2 separate regions of the Homo sapiens genome follow, and region 1 is linked to region 2. A link is a loop called in an ENCODE intact Hi-C map of the cell type or tissue named here. Cell type or tissue: gastrocnemius medialis. All regions are shown on one strand. Links, peaks and the distances in the headings refer to the core of each region. The heading gives the core; the rest is flanking DNA. Region 1 overlaps B3GLCT (beta 3-glucosyltransferase). Region 2 overlaps LOC105370150 (a long non-coding RNA gene).

The links. A loop is a pair of places that touch in the nucleus more often than their neighbours do. Peaks named below come from ENCODE experiments on the same cell type or tissue, not always from the same donor. Only the 100,000 strongest peaks of a DNase experiment are listed, where the experiment ranks them.
Region 1: a loop joins it to region 2, with 5 times the contacts of the local background. A loop is called at or near these places in 2 of 110 quality-filtered maps.

Annotation. Positions count from the first base shown.
Region 1 is chr13:31,284,476-31,289,861 of GRCh38, forward strand. It overlaps B3GLCT (beta 3-glucosyltransferase), which reads left to right. Exons shown (of 15, transcript NM_194318.4): 11 at 173-286; 12 at 2,245-2,344. Among named protein-coding and RNA genes, the nearest start is that of B3GLCT, 87 kb to the left of the region's middle. In gastrocnemius medialis, for the core only: no CTCF peak of the experiment used is centred there; no DNase peak of the experiment used is centred there.
Region 2 is chr13:31,421,153-31,426,538 of GRCh38, forward strand. The region is part of intron 1 of LOC105370150 (a long non-coding RNA gene); the gene reads left to right. Among named protein-coding and RNA genes, the nearest start is that of B3GLCT, 220 kb to the left of the region's middle. RefSeq lists a silencer at 3,058-3,177. In gastrocnemius medialis, for the core only: a CTCF peak has its summit at 3,174 (motif pointing left); a DNase peak (open chromatin) is centred at 3,169.

The DNA.
Region 1 (5,386 bases), core at 226-5,225, 140 kb before region 2:
TTTAGTCAACAACGTTGGCATTTCTCAGGGTTGGAAGCAAGCAACTCTTGGAACACCTGAAGAACAACCAGTAATGTTTCTCTTCCTTTGTAGATGATTATACTGCCATTTTGAATTTTTAAGCTTCCTTGTGTAACTGTGCCAGTGATTGTCACCTCTGTAATTTTTTCAGTACCTATTGTTAAGCAGACTTGGGAGAGCCAGGCAAGTCTCATTGAATACTATAGTGACTATACTGAAAATTCCATTCCTACTGTGGATTTGGGAATTCCTAATACAGATAGAGGTGAGTCATAATTCTTACTACTCTCCTTATTAAACATTGCCATTCTGTAAATACAGTAAATTAGGTTAGGATAAAAATGAAATGTTTTATAAGTGCTATAATTTTTGCCTCATATTAGTTTTTTCCCTTCTCTCAGATACTGATTGGTTCTTTCAAACTAAGGGCTTTATAGTACGAAGTGTTGCAAGTTTTTAGTAGCTTATATCCTATAATTGAGCACATGATAGTTACAGCAGAATTTAACAATAGATTTTTCATACCTTCATAATTCTTTGCGACCATGATGGGGTGTTTATTATATTCCCACATAAAGCTTCTCTCCTTGTCAGTCTTATAGTCTAGTTCACATATTATATTACCCGTGAGTACCACCTAATCACATTCTACACTAGTTATATGTAGAATAAACTGTATTCTATATGTTAAGATTTTAATTAGTAAATTGTTGGAAATAAACCTGCTTTTCTCTTCAAATTGCAGGCTTTCTAATTAAAAACACTTTTTAGGACATACAGAGTGGAATGGTAGACATTGGAGACTCCAAAAGGTGGGAGAGTAGAAGAGGGGCGAGGGATGAGAAATTACCCACTGAGTACGATAGACACTCTTCGGGTGATGGCTTCACCAAAAGCCCAGACTTCACCACTGTACAATATGTCGATGTTACAAAACTGCACTTGTACCTCTTAAATCTATAAAAATTTTAAAAAATTGTGTCAAAAAATGGAAGTGAAAATTTGGCCACCTCATCTTCAGATATTCTTTATTCATCTTAAGTTTTATCCAGTGTTCCTGCCACCCTTTGTTCTTTAGTTTTTTTGTTCCCCATGCCCTTTTATGAGTAAAAAAAAAAAAAAAAAAAAAAAAAAGTAGCAAACTGATTATGTTCTATACAGTAATTTATCTTATTTTATGTTAGTGTCACTCATAATTCTTTCATTAATATAGTACAATGCAGAATCAGATATGCCATCTCTGTAGTTACCAATTCTTCTAACAAGGTTAAGTGTATTACTGAGTCTGTCTGTTGCTGTTTGATTTGGAAAAACGATTTTAGATTGGGTTTAATAATCATGTATTTACTTATACCTTATTTGATGTCTTCATTACTAGTCTGGTCTTATTGTCTATATTTATATTTGTTCTAAAAGGGATTTGAGGTGGCTTTGAAACACGTATTGTAATGGTTAAAAATACACAGAGATCAAGAGTAAAGAAAATAAAGGTCAAATTGAGTGGTTTAATAGTCATTAATATAAGTTAATATTTGTGCTCCACTGTGTCACCAAATAATTAAAATGAGGGGCATATTCCTGTTTATCAATTTGACTACTCTTCCCAAGTGTTTTATTTTTGTCCAGCATTTACCATTAAAGCATTGTAATTTATCTATTGGTATCTGAAGGACTGTTACTCTGTCTTACTCAGCACTATATCTTTAGTGCTTAGTACCTGCCACAGTATCTGGCATGTTAGAAACTTAGTGGTAGTAAATATTTACAAAATAAGTAAATGAAGGTATAAGCTTCCGCCTTTGCACTGCTGCTTCCCTGTGGCAGTGGTGCCTGGGGTTCTAACAGCTCCTTCAGAATAAGTTTATCTAAGAAAGGATGCCATTGCTCATTGCTGTGAGTCTTAAAACTTTCTTGCCTGGACTGAAGTTACTAATTCTATCTCTGCCTCAGATTATCTGTGTGACTGTGTAATTCCACTCATCTCTCTAGGTCTCCATTTCCTTGTGTGAGAAATGAATGGCTTGAATTTCATTATCTCTAAAGTTCCCACTGGTTCAATGTGTCTGTGAAAATTAGAGAAGGCTATTTTTAAAAATTTTGAACTTTTAAGCTGCATTTTGGCATGTAAGCTCTTAGAACACTTCAAAACTAAAAAGAAATGAACAAATTCTATATATTTTATAAGAAATAATACATTGTAAGTTTTTTTCTTGCCTTTTCTAGGTCATTGTGGAAAGACATTTGCCATTTTGGAAAGATTTCTGAATCGTAGCCAGGACAAAACAGCATGGTTAGTCATTGTGGATGATGATACATTAATAAGGTAAGGAGTCATTCTCATCCTAAATGGCTTTAAATTCTACATATATTCATATTCAAAAAACTAGATGGGTACTTTTTCTGGCCAAGATGAAGTAACGGGGACGGGGTTTACCCTTCTATCTGAACCAATCCTCTTAAGGAACAAAATATATAAAACAAAGGTTTTTAACACACTGAATATTAGGTGCAAAGGAAAATGATCCAAAAGAAACATGAAGCAAATGAGGTGAGTTCTATGACTGCCAGAGCTGACTGCCTTAAGAGAATTCCAAGTTACTGCTTAGGGAGGGAGCACCAGATGGAACCTGACAGACTCTGTGGGCGGAAAAGATGGAGCTGAGAGTCTCAGGAGACCAAGGCTATTACAGTTTGCAGGACAGAGTACCAGAGAGGAGAGAGCTATACAGAAAGGGAACACTGGAGGTAGGTGAAGAGCCCCCTTATGTATTCAATAGAGTATTGATCAGTGCATATGTGTGAGGAAACTACCCGATGCTGGGGAAAGACCCAACCAGATTAGAGGGAATTGTGCCTGACACTCACACATGCCTGGGCTGGAAAACCCCTGTTCACAAGGTATTGAGAACAGCGTGTAAGAGGGTCTTGCCTCAATAGGGGGGATAGTTAACCCTAGACTAAGCACTTTTCCAGTCCTGCCTAACATATCTGAAAAGCAAGAAAATACAAGAAAATGAAACTGTTTCCAAGTAGTAGCCTGTGTCTGAGAACAAAACTCAAGAAGACTTACAGAAATACAAAAATAACCAACATCTAATAAAGTAAAATTCATAATATCTGCCATCCAATCAAAAGTTGCCAGGCATATAAAGCAGCAGGAAAATACAGAAGTGAAAAAAAATTAGCTTATTGAAATGGTTTCAGAATTTATACAAGGTTAGAATTAGAAGTTATTAAGCTGTTACTATTAAATAGTTATTATACCTCTATTCCATATGTTCAAAAAGACATGGAATGTCTCTTAGTCTTAAATAAGTTTAAATCATACCTCTAGAGATGAAAACTACATTCTTGATTGAGGTGAAAAACCCACTGGATGGGTTTAATAGCAAATTCATTTAAGAAGAAAGTATCAGTGAACTCGAAGACATTGCAATAATAACTATCCAAACTGAAACACAAAGATAAAAAATAATTTTAGAAAATTAACACCATCACTGAGCTGTGGGACAATTTCAGGTGGCCTTGAATATATGCAATTGAAATCTCCAAAGAGAAGGAGCACATAATTATTTAAAGAAATATTTTTCAAATTTAATGAAAACTGTAAACCCATAGATCCAAGAGTGTCAATGAACCCCAGGCACACCATAAGCACAAAAGCAGAGAACAGCCACCTCCAGGAATGCCATAATGGACACTTAGGACAGTACCCACTGCCCCACTCTAGGCAGCTGTGGAATTGAGGACTAGCATGCTTAACCCATTGTAGCTACCCACAACACCAACATGGACCTCTTGGGTCTCAGTGGGTTGCTCCACCACCACTACTGCCATCATTCACATCATACCAGCTGCTCAGGGGGCTAACAACTTGTCCACACACCTAGCCCACTGCTCTCATTACTAGCTTCTAAGCAAGCAGTTCACCTGCAGGCCCAAGAATCAGCCATTCAGAACTCTCTAACACCACAGCCAGCATAAGCTGCTTTAGGGCCTAAAAACAGGCATATTCACCCTTCTGCTGCCACCACTGGGGCCCAAAGACTGACTCAGTTGGCATCCAAGTCCCCAGCAAAATTTCACAGCTTCAGCTAATAACCATACCCTAAGCCACTGAGGAAATTACACATACCACGAACCTTGTGTACTACTGAAAAAGTCACACAAAGACCACACTACAACAGCACCAAAAATAAAAGCCAAGGTGTCTTACTTAACCAACAACATATATACATCTTCAGGAAAAATATTCTCCCCTACAAAAGCAATTTTTAAAAATTGGAACAACAATACCAGATATGCAGATATCAATGGAAGGAAACAGGAAACATGAAAAAGCAAGAAAATATGATACCAGTAAAGGACCACAACAATTTTCTGGGAACAGATCCCAATCAGTAAGAATTCCTGAAATAACAGATAAAGAATTCAAAATATTGATTTTAAAGAACCTCATTGAGGTACAAGAGAAATCTGAAAACCAGTACAAAAATAAGAAAATGAATTCAAGATGTGAATGAGAGATATACCAAGGAAATAGATATCTTTAATTTAAAAAACCAAACAGATTCTGGAACTGAAAATTCATTGAAGGAAATACAAAATACATTTGAAAGCTTTGGTAATAGACTAGACCAAGCAGAAGGAGGAATTTCAAAACTTGACGACAGATCTTTTGAAATAATTCAGCCACACAAAAATAAGGAAAAAATGAAAAAGAATGAAAACAGCCCTCAAGATGTCTAGGACTACACAAAATGACCAAACTTATAAATTATCAATATTTTTGAGGGGGAAGAGAGATCAAAAACTTTAGAAATCCTACTGAAGGACATAATTGATGAAAATGTCCCAAATGTAGCAAAAGAGTTAGATATTTAGATACAGGAGATCCAGTGATCTTCATGTAAATACATTGAAAAAAGGACTTCACATGGCATATTAGGACTTCACATGGCATATTATATTCAGAATGTTTAAATTCAAGTGAAAGAAAGAATCTTTAAAATTAGCAAGAGCAAAAGCATCAAGTCATGTATAAAGGACTAATAGTGGACTTTTCAGCAGAAACCTTATAGGCCAAAGAGAATGAGATGGCACTTTAGCCATCGTGCTAAAAGAAAAAAAAAAAGCTGTGAGCCAAGAATTTTATATCCTGCCAGAATAAGCCTTATAGATAAAGGGGAAATAATCTTTCCCAGACAAGGAAATGCTGAGGAAATTTGTCACCACTAGGTAGGGACAAAGCCTCACATATCAAGATTAACCTTGAATATAACTGGATTAAATGCTTCACTTAAAAGATACAGATTGCCAGAATGGATTTTTTTTATTGTTTTATCTGACATTTTCCAATAACATT
Region 2 (5,386 bases), core at 78-5,077:
TCTTTAGCAACCCCATTCTTCTTCTGGGAATGTTGAATGCATCATCAACCTAGAGAAAGCCATTAGTGGGTGCCTCACTGAGATGTCTAGTCCCTGTAGAACAAGCACCTTCTCAGGCAAATTCTCAGCACATTCTCAAATTGCCCAAAGTGCTATCACTTGACAAAGGTCAAGGAAATAACAGCAAATCATGAATAAATGAATCCATCACTGGATACCACCTCTTGGGTCACTCCTGAGCTACTTCTTAAAAGAGTTTCCTTACCTGAGGTTTTAATTTCTGTCACTATGTTAGGTTTTAACCATAAAAAGAACCTATTTTGTAATTAATGGTCTACGAGGCTGGGCCTTGGAGTTGTTCCTGACCTTTGTTTCCAGTGGAGGGGAGCCACATTAAGGAGAGCCCACCATCAAAGACAGACAGCATCATGGGGATGGAAATAGGCATAACCAATATTTAATCAATATTTAAACCAATATTTAATCACCACAGTTTAACACAAAGGATAAACAAAAGTGTCTGACAGGAATGGAGGGTGGGAGGGTTGTAGGAGAGAGCATGAGTTGAACTCTGAGAGATGGCAAAGGTGATGTATTTATTAATGGTAAAGGTGAAATTACTACCCCGATTCCAGGAAATGAGTCAAGGTTTGGAAGAAGAGGTGGGAGTTTTATGATGTCTTGCAGCAGAGGGAAAGAGCTTAGTGAATTGTGATGGGGGACATGAGAAGTGTTCCAGACAAGTGTTCATGAAGTGGATCTGTCAGCAACAGGCAGCTCCATCCAGCACAAGCTGGCCTGGTGGAAAAGTTATAACTTAAACATTGCTCAACACTTGGTGTGTCAGAACATATTGTACCCCTTGTTTGAGAAGATCAGTTTCATTCACCCCCTTCTTGGCATTTCAGGAAGCCACATGGATTTCTCCCTAGCATCCCACTCTTTTCCAGAATCCCATTTCCTCACTCTTCAGCAACATTGGACTGTTGCACAAATCTACACACCTTTTCAGTGCTTTCCCCGTACATGCTCTTGTGGGTGTTATTCCTCTCTGGAAAGTTCCTACGCTTTGATCCTTTCTAAGACTTATTAAATGTCAACTCCTTTACAAGGATTCTCCTGATCCTTTTACTTGAATGTTTTTTCTTCCTCCTCTGGACACCTGTAGCATTTTAAACTTATGATGAAGTTCAACCTGTTTCATTATATATTAGGATTAACTTTCTCTAATCTGTCCCCACTTCCAATAGACTAACTTCATGAAGACATGGATTTTTATTTTCACTTTCTTTATATCCTCACCTGTACCAAGCACAACCCTTGCACAGAATGTGCATCATAAATACCACTTAGGTGAAGCGGAATCATTTGCTGAATGATGTTGAATGGATGCTGTAAAAATGGCTCCCTTCCTGTGGGTACTTCCTTGCTGAAAGTGAGATCAGAGTTCCATACGGCATGGCGCTCTGGGGGCTGAACTAGAAGCGCAGGGGGTGTGGACTGGTGCTAAAGTGTCAGGGTACGGCGTTAAGGGCATTCACAAGCTACGATCCCAGGGTGAAGCCAGAGTTGAGAATGAAACAGATAGTCCAAAGGAAATGTCAACTGAAGAGGCAGCAACCGACAGTTCAACAAGGCACAGTAAGCGGGTTGGGCTGAGGAATGGCTAGGAGGTATGGTTGATGGGTCTCCTCAGAGAGGCCAGGGTTAAAAGATTGGAACCTGGTTGATGAAGAACTATTAAGTGGAGTAAGCTCTTTAAGACACTTTGCTCCTTTACTGTTTCATCCAGAGATGTTTCAAACCATTGTTTGCCATTGTCTTAGTTCAGCTATCATCAACATAGCTTGATAAAAATTCTTACTAGTTAGTCTGGTAGGTCATTTTAACCACCTAGTCGGAGTTCATTTTTCTTAACCTTTCCTTGAACAGGAAGCCTTCAAAGTGTTCATCCAGTGCTGCGTTGTTATCTGTAACCTGCTACAATCTTGAAAATGAGGTGAGGTGAATGGATTTCTCTAACTCTGGTCCAACCGAGTGGCTGGGACAAACCACAGATGACTTGTCACCTCAGTGACAGCCAGTGGAACTTAGCCAGCCTCCTAGAATTTGAGGACCAAGTTGTGTCTCTTTGAACTTTGATTTTCTTCTGGGTTCTAGATCTATTGGTAATGGTGAGATGTGGTGAAAAGAGTTCTAAAACTAGTCTAAGTCCCACTTTTTTCACTGAAAAACTTTGTGGCTTAAGGGTAGATACCTTGCTTTTATTTTTTATTTTATTTTATTTTATTTATTATTATTATTATTATTATTATTATTATTATTATTATTATTATTTTGAGATGGAGTCTTCACTCTGTCGCCCAGGCTGGAGTACAGTCGTGTGACCTCGGCTCACTGCAACCTCTGCCTCCTGGGTTCAAGCGATTCTCCTGTCTCGGCCTCCTTAATAGTTCAGATTACAGGTGTCTGCCATCACACCTGGCTAATTTCTGTGTGTTTAGTAGAGATGGGGTTTTGCCATGTTGGCCAGACTGGTCTTGAACTCCTGACCTCAGGTGATCCACCCAGCTCAGCCTCCCAGTGTTGGGATTACAGGAGTAAATCACCTCGCCTGGCCACCTTGCTTTTACAATGGGATAATAATCCCAAGTAGCCCTATTTGTAAAATCTTGAAGGTCGTGACCTGGACACAATAGGTTCTTGAGACTGTTTTCTTCAGTTAGTTTAGTGAATTACTATTCCTTGAGCACTTGTATGCAAGGGGCTCAACAGGACAGTCCCTCTAAGTACCTACCCTCTATGCTTTGGCTTGCTTGTCCCATGGACCAATTTGCCTTGAGGAATCCACAGTTCTAGCAAAGCCTCTGCAGTCTAGAAAAAATATTGAAAGTGAAATCATTGATATCTATCTCATTACTTTATATATTTCTGTAAAATGAAGATGATTAAAAAAAAAACTACCTTGACAAAGCTGTGTCAAAGATGAAATGTGACTTGGAAGGGATTTGTGGACTGTGAAAGCCTTGAGAAATGTAAATGATCATTTTTGCCATTTGTTGTCATTTGTTCTGCAGTCGCAGGAGTGCCTCTTCCTGCTGCCCTGGTCTGAGCAAGACCAGAAAAGGAGCTGGGAAGGGCTGGTGGCTTTTCATGCCATGCCTGCCCTCTAGTGGCTGTGATCCACAGCCGCTTACCGAACGGGTGGCCCAGAGAGGAACAGAGAAGTCCGTCAAGTTGGGAGAGAAATGTTCAGCGGGGCAATCAACATTGTCCTCAGCCTTCTTCTATGTGGGAGACAGTGCCCACACCCCTTTACCTGTCTACAGTGCCTGATGTAGTGGAGGCACAAAGCTTTGGAGGTCAATAGGCCTGACCCTGTCATTTACCACTGTCCTGAGGCAATTTACCTAATCTCCTGTAGGCATAATGGGAACAATTGAAAGTTGTTGTGAAGATTAAATAAGCTAATTTATGTAAAATAGTCCTCCCAGTATCTGGCACATTTTAAGCATTTTTAAAAAGGCTTTTCATTCCCTTCAAACTTTATTTATATTTTGGGGTTCATATTGGCAGGCTACTTGGGGCTGGGAGTATATGTTTAATCCTTATTTAGATCATCTTAGATGTGTTTCCAAGAAGCAGAATGTTCCCTCTCTAACCCTTTCAAAGGGAAAACAGCTGCCCTGGAACTGATAAGTTCTACAATTACAGGGTTTGATAAATCTGCTCATCTAACTCTGTTCTCATTTTTCTTTTCTGATATGTGGGTCTACTTGCTGCTTTAACTGGGCACTGCATCCTGCCCAGCAGGGTTTTTCAGTGGAGCATCTCTCTCATGAGCCGCTGAGGTCAAGAACTGTCTTATCATCTAGCATATGCCCAGGTCAGGTCTTCAGGAGCTGAGTGTGAGCAGCTTTCACGGGACAGCCATTTCCTCCACTTTCCCTCTGCCCTCCATCCAACACCAAAGGGCTGAGGCAAATCAGGTCACTCTCTGTGCTTTGCTGGGAAGGGGCATCTTCAAGGCAGGAGACATCATTTGCTGTTTCCAAGGTGGATATTTTCATATTCTCAGAAATTTTCAGGCATTTGAAGGGATGGGTCTTTAAATCACACAGATGTAACACATTGAATGACTTCAGGCCTGATGTGTGGGAGAAACATCAAGGGGCCTGGTGTGACAGGAGAACAGGGAGCAGGGGAAGATCTGGGGTTGAAGAGGGAATCAGGCCTTGGAAAGACGCTGCCTTTTTCTCAGAGTGAGATGAGCAGCAGGGTCTGAGTGGAAGAGGGAGTGGAAGGTTTAGTAAGATCATCTGGTTTCTCTGTTAAGATGAGGCTGTAAGGAGCAGGTGTAGACGCAGGGAGAACAGGTAGGAATTCTTGCAGCTCTCCAAGCAGATGCCCATGGCATGGGCAGGTTCAGAAGTGGTGAGGGGATGAGCTCCTGGTTATCACATGACAACAAGGCCTGAAGATTTGCCAATAGATTGTCTCTGGAGTGTGAGAGAAGGAGGGGAGGTGAGGATGAGTCCAAGCATGTTGGCCTGAGCAACTAGAGGGATGAAGCTGCCATTATGAAGACAAGAAGACTGTGGGAGGAGCTGGGGAAGATATTCAGGAGTTGGCTTTTGGACATGTCAACTTTGAGATGCCTAGTAGACATCCATGAGGAGGGCAGTTCGATGTTTGGTTACACAGCCTGCAGGTCAGGAGAAAAGTTCAGACCCAATGTAAGAGTCTTCAGCATAGAGATACTTAAAGCCAAGACATTCAATGAGATCACCAAGGTGTGAGTATTGATAGAGAAGAGGTCCAAGCAGTAAGCTCTGAGGCACTCCAATGCTGAGAGGTCATGGTGGTGAAGAAGAGTCATGGAAGAATACTACAGAGGAATAGGCAATAAGCCAGGAGTCAAACTAGGGAGCCGAGGAAAGAACATACCACGGAAACAGGCAGTAATCAACTGTGTCAGACGGTGTTGATGGGGCAAGTAAGATGAGGACATAGAACTATTTCATTTAGCAACATAAAGGTCATTATTGAGTTTGATTAAGAACTTTTGATATAGTGCCCCATATCCAGATTATAAAACCAATATTATAGCTTGTTAATTTGTTTACATTTCTTTCTATCACACTGATAAGTTAATTTCTTAGACACAGGCAATATGATGTCTCACGCATTTCTGTGTCCTGGCATGCTCAATGAATATTTGTGAAATGAATGTGTAAATACACAAAAGGGAGTATCTTAGATATTGGCCTAGGATGCCTGTGTGGGGCTGCAATCACCCCAGGACTACTGAGCCAGAAACAGACCTCTACTAAAGATTGTGCTTGAATCACCCAGGGATATAGGTGACCATTTGTCCTATTCTTAA